2 separate regions of the Homo sapiens genome follow, and region 1 is linked to region 2. Evidence: read pairs that join two places in POLR2A ChIA-PET (ENCODE). Cell type or tissue: MCF 10A. All regions are shown on one strand. Each heading gives the region's core, and the rest is flanking DNA. Links, peaks and the distances in the headings are about the cores only.

Region 1 (2,913 bases), core at 315-2,814, 54 kb after region 2:
AATGTATATTCAAGATAGACTGGACTCTGTCACCAGGAGAGCACGCCAAGGTAACGCGGGGGAAACATCACTATGTAATAGAAGCCCCTGACTGCTGGTGTCAGGACAGAGTGGTGTAAGAGTCAGGCATCAGGTGCCACCAGGAGGTGTTGCAAGAGCCGGGGCTTTGGAGATTATCAGAACTGGGCCTCGTCCTAGCTCAGGAATTTGGTTATGTTATCAGCTGGGTAAGTAAGTTACTCAACCTTGCTGATCTTAGCTTCCTGAGCTGTGAAGAGGAAGGCAATTACAATAATGGTAATGCTTACCTTTCAAGTAGTTAAGGGGCTGATGGGAGACACAAACTTGAAATGAGAGGTTCCTTGTTCTTGCACATGAAATTCTTTGAGTTTCCTTCCTTTATCTCTACCCTTTGTTAAGTAGCAGAAGCAGGTGAGAGGGGTAAATTCCGAGGTTCTAGAAAGGAGAGCTCTGACCTAGGCATAAGAACTATACCACAATGATCTTTTTTGGGGTGGGGAGGAGGACAGATTCTTTCAGTGTTTCACTGCTCCATGTATGTGCTGGGGAATCATCATTTTCTCCTTTGTGGCTGCTTAAAGTGTTGGGATTAGCAGATGCAGCATGGTGGGCGAGGTTCTTTCATGGAGCTCTTTGGAGTGAGGAACAGTGTATTAAGCCTCATCAGACAGTCTGTATAGATACTCGTATATCAGGATCATTTGTGAAAAACATCCCAAGTAGTTTGTTACTAACAATAAAGTCCTAATGTTTGCAAACAAAATATTGTTTTTGTAGCTCAGAGCACATTCCCTGTTGTCCCTATAATGCTACTCTCATTCAAATTTTTATTGGCCTTTATTTTTATACGAGGGATAAACCCATAGTGTAAGTAGAAATAAGAATTTCTGCTGGGTGTGGTAACTCATGCCTGTAATCCCAGCACTTTGGGAGGCTGAGGCGGGGTGATCACTTGAGCTCAAGAGTTTGAGACCAGCATGGGCAACATGGCAAAACCCCATCTCTATAAAAAAACAAACACAAAAATTAGCTGGCTGCAGTGGCATGTACCTGTAGTCCCAGCTACTTGGGAGACTGAGGTGGGAGGATCACCTGAGCCTAGGAGGTTAAGGCTGCAGTGAGCTGTGATTGTGCCACTGCACTCCAGCCCGGGTGACAGAAGAAAACAATACAAAACCAAAACCAAAAACAAAAGAATTCCCCAGGGCCCAGCCTGGAACCATTCCCTGTGGATGACTCCTTTTGTGTTACGATACTGCTGCCGGGAGGAGGGTAGAAATGAGAAAAGTGGCAGCCAGCCGGCCATGCCTGGAATTCTTACGCCAACACCACCCACAGCACTAGTGAAAATAGATCATGCATTTGAATGCCATCTAATCCGGGGCTGTGGCAGAAAATAGGGTGAAAATGAGAGATGGTTTTCAAAAGTTGTAAGTTAAAAACCGTAGAGTGATCTTCAGAGTGGGTGCTATATTTTACCTTAAACTGTAAGAAATAAAATGTGGACTGCATTTCTCCATTTGTCTTTGTAGAAAGGGAGTTGCAGAGCTTGTGCAAGTTAGACTGTTGCCTGGCACATTATTTTTATTAACTGGGTACCAAATGCTTTTGGATCATGATCATGATGATAGCTCTGCTGCCCCCACATAACAGAGTCTTTGGGATCCAGGCTCCTCGGTCTGGCACCTCTTTTGATTGTCTCCAACACTGTTTTGCCCTTCAGGACGAATATGTGCTATACTATTACTCCAATCTCAGTGTGCCTATTGGGCGCTTCCAGAACCGCGTACACTTGATGGGGGACATCTTATGCAATGATGGCTCTCTCCTGCTCCAAGATGTGCAAGAGGCTGACCAGGGAACCTATATCTGTGAAATCCGCCTCAAAGGGGAGAGCCAGGTGTTCAAGAAGGCGGTGGTACTGCATGTGCTTCCAGAGGAGCCCAAAGGTACGCAAATGCTTACTTAAAGAGGGGCCAAGGGGCAAGAGCTTTCATGTGCAAGAGGCAAGGAAACTGATTATCTTGAGTAAATGCCAGCCTTTGGGCTAAGTACTTACCACAGAGTGAATCTTCAAAAAATGATCATAATTATTTCAGTCAATAAAAATAGAGTTATTTTATTAAATAAAATATTGATAATTATTGTATTATTACTTTAAACACACTTCCCCCTCACAAAAGCCCTGTGAAGGATGTTTTGTTCACATATATGTCCAAATATGTTTTGGACACATATTTATTAAATGGAATAAATAGTACTTGAACCCTGGCACCTCTGACAACAAAGTCCATGTTCTTTTTACTATGCCCTAATACCTTTCATCAGTTATCCACATTGATGCTACATCTGTATTTTATAGGTACCCTATGTTAGGTGATCTGGGGGATAGAAAAGAAATAAGCAGGCCAGGCTCAGTGGCTCATGCCTGTAATCCTAGCATTTTGGGAGGCTGAGGCAGCAGAACTGCCTGAGCCCCAGGGTTCAAGACTGCAGTGAGCTATGATGGCACCACTGCATTCTAGCCTGGGTGACAGAGCAAGACTCTGTCTAAAATAAAAAAAGAGAAAAGAAAAGAAAAGAAAAAAAAAGAAAAAGTCTGGGTGTGATGGCTCATGCCTGTAATCCTAGCACTTTGGGAGCCCGAGGTGGGAGGATCACTTGAAGCCAGTTTGAGACTAGCTTGGGCAACATGGTGAGACCCTATGTCTAAAAAAAATAAAAAATAAAAAAAAAATAATAATAATAGCTGGGCATGATGGCACATGACTGTGGTGGTCTCAGGTACTGGGGAGACTGAGGTGAGAGGATCACTTGAGCCCAGGAGGTGGAGGTTGCAGTGAGCTGTGATCACACCACTGCCCTCCAGCCTGGGTGACAGAGCTGAGACCC
Region 2 (2,913 bases), core at 143-2,642:
TGTAGACTTCAAAATCCTGGCTCTACCTCTCCTTCCTCTGTAGCTGTATTTCCCTGCAAAGTTGGAAGCCAACCAAGATCAAGTTTCCTTAACTCTTTTTCTTTCAGGGTCCTGGAGCTGAACTCTTCTGACCTACATACCAGAAAGGCTGTATCTTATCCTTCCTCACCAACATCTGAAAGGTTCCCCCAGCAGACTGATTTTAGGTCCCTTTCTGAACTAGAATCTGACAAAGACGCCACACAGTTTTCAGAAACTCTCACCATGCAACAGATTTTCACTAGCACACAGCTGGTCTGCATTTGGGGCCACCTCTGCTTTCTGAGTTCCAACACAATGGATTTTTGTGGTTGTCTACCTGTTTTTGCTCCATGCCCATGTCATCTTTCTCCTGTTGCTTTCTGTTTTCTGCACTTCTGCATTCTCCTCTCTTTTGGTAGAATTTTCTCTTTTCTTCCCTCTTTATGATGTTTTATTTTTTTCTACTCAGCCTGCCGCCTTCTCTTGTTCCTGCCACCCTTTCTGCTCTGGATTCAGCTAGAAGATTTTATGAGTGACTGAAGAGTTTCTAGACTGCTAATCCAGGGATAAACGCAATCTGTCTTTTTTCAGGGTTAGATTCCCAGCCCAGCCTACTTCTTAACTGCATGTGTAATCTTCATCCCCCTCCTACCGATGTTTCTGTGCCGCTTCATTAATCTGTAAAGATGACCCACCCTCTTTCCAGACAAGGAGGCATCTTTTCTCGTTTAGATTCCTCAGCTCTTTAGACTTCTCAGTCATTTAGCTATTCAAAAAATGACAGATGAAATCCGAGGCACAACAAAGTTATCATGAAAACCTTTTCCTTGAGAGCCCCATGTCTGATTGTTCATATTAGCTGTTATTTGGTGGAAAGAACGCTAGATTTTTAAGAAAAGTTCTGGTTTTGCCACATGGTAGCTGTGCAACCTTGGGCAAATCATTTACCTTCCTCGGGTTCTTAGCGTCCTCACTGGTAGAATGGGAATGCTTCACAAGGGCGTTAATGGAGATGAAACAATCAGCAGGAGAGCACTTTGTAGATTGCACTCGGATGGCAGGGTGAATGAGCAGGGATGGTGTCCTCATTTGTTTTTAAAGTCTTCAAAGGTAAAGGATTGTTAAGCATGGAGATTTGATTTGTTGTTTCTGCCAGGTCTCCTGGAAAGCTACAAACTAGAAGAAGTGCAGGAATCCTTGTGGTAACAGGGGTATCAGCTTTTTGTCCACAGAGGGTCCTAAGGAATTCCGACTCCCGTTTTGAAATTGTATCGAATCCAGTCCCAAGTGAATGTGGCCCTGGGGTGGTGCTTTGAGAAGTGGAATCACTGCAGGACAGTTTCAACATTCACTTCCCAGGCAAGCCTAAAGCCTGTTTTAAAAGGGCGTGTGGGGGCCAAACCCATAACAGTCTGGGACATTTCAGACTGGCACCACCTCCTCTGGCTGTTTCCGAGGCCATCTAGAGGCCAGAGCCCAGTCAGATTAACTGAAAGTAAAGAGAGGACTGCGGGAGTTTGGGACCTTTGTGCAGACGTGCTCATGCTCGTTCGTGTAGAGGGCGGGAGAGAGGAAAGGAAGGAGGGCATTGGGAGCTGAGGCCCCACCTTTCATTTCAGAAAAGTGCACAGGCAGAGCGGGCTGAGTCACAGGCACAGGTGAGGAACTCAACTCAAACTCCTCTCTCTGGGAAAACGCGGTGCTTGCTCCTCCCGGAGTGGCCTTGGCAGGGTGTTGGAGCCCTCGGTCTGCCCCGTCCGGTCTCTGGGGCCAAGGCTGGGTTTCCCTCATGTATGGCAAGAGCTCTACTCGTGCGGTGCTTCTTCTCCTTGGCATACAGCTCACAGGTAAGAGCCGGCGGGCTTCTCTCAGAGTTTCCTCCTTCACTGCTCACTCTATAAAGTTAGCTAATTGTCTTAGAAGTTGCAAGACTTTTGTTTGGGAGCCTGAGCCACAGATACAGTTTGTTTTACTTTGGGTTTTACTGAAACCAAAGTTGGTGGACTGTTTTTGGAGAACTGCTCTCGGACAAACAGGTTTAGGTGTGTTCAGCTGCCAGTGATTCAGGCACAGAGAGGGCTTTCTAATCTCAGGTTACATGCCATTTTTTTGTGTGTGGCTGTTCTCAACCTCCCACTGCTGGCAGGACTTGGCATTTGGATTTCTGTGTGTGGGTCTTGTCTGTGACTCTCAGCAACACCAGGAAAGTGGAGATTGTTAGAGAGAGACCTACTGTGATTTTGAAAGTGCCCCAACACACACATTCTAAATGTAAATATCAAGTTTAAAAAAATGCCACGTGGTACAAAGGTTCTAGGGGTGCAGGCAAACATAAGCTGTCTGGAGTTGATTAATTCAGTTTCTGCAATAGACTAGTAACAGTATGAAATCCACCTAAGGACCCATCTGGAAAACTTACCTGCTAGGAGACCACTTTACATACAACACATAATGCTTAACCTTAATACATAATGTAATGTCTAATCAATGTTATGATTCATTTTAATTTTTTGTTTATGCTTTCAATTCTATTTGCGGATGTTTGTAGTTTGTTATAACAGTTTTGAAGTCAGTACCACGAGGCGAGGCTTTAATGCTGTGGAGAAAGTAAAAGCACTGCGAAGGCTTGCTGTGTGGTAGTTTAGTTGTCACATGGAATGGGAGGGTCCAGGCTGCATACAGGTAGGAGTATGTAGATTCTGGGTGAAGTAAGTTTGGGAGATGGGGCATCTCAGTTTCACTTTACTTTAAGTCCTACTCAGATATTTATTTTGGAAGTGTCAGCAGAAGTTCTCACAATACTACATCCCCTGTTAACCCTTCTTTTTCTTCTTTTTCATTGCAGCTCTTTGGCCTATAGCAGCTGTGGAAATTTATACCTCCCGGGTGCTG

What was found. ChIA-PET counts read pairs that join two places held together with the same protein. Peaks named below come from ENCODE experiments on the same cell type or tissue, not always from the same donor. Only the 100,000 strongest peaks of a DNase experiment are listed, where the experiment ranks them.
Region 1: POLR2A ChIA-PET joins it to region 2 with 12 read pairs; 11 of 35 experiments call an interaction of 5 or more read pairs at or near these places.

The regions. Positions count from the first base shown.
Region 1 is chr11:118,209,544-118,212,456 of GRCh38, reverse strand. JAML (junction adhesion molecule like) reads left to right here. Exons shown (of 10, transcript NM_001098526.2): 3 at 1-50; 4 at 1,745-1,970. Among named protein-coding and RNA genes, the nearest start is that of JAML, 14 kb to the left of the region's middle. RefSeq lists a silencer at 1-183. In MCF 10A, for the core only: no CTCF peak of the experiment used is centred there; no DNase peak of the experiment used is centred there.
Region 2 is chr11:118,263,051-118,265,963 of GRCh38, reverse strand. MPZL2 (myelin protein zero like 2) reads left to right here and starts at 1,667. Exons shown (of 6, transcript NM_005797.4): 1 at 1,667-1,868; 2 at 2,867-2,913. The coding sequence starts at 1,811. RefSeq lists an enhancer at 1,866-1,915. In MCF 10A, for the core only: no CTCF peak of the experiment used is centred there; a DNase peak (open chromatin) is centred at 1,503.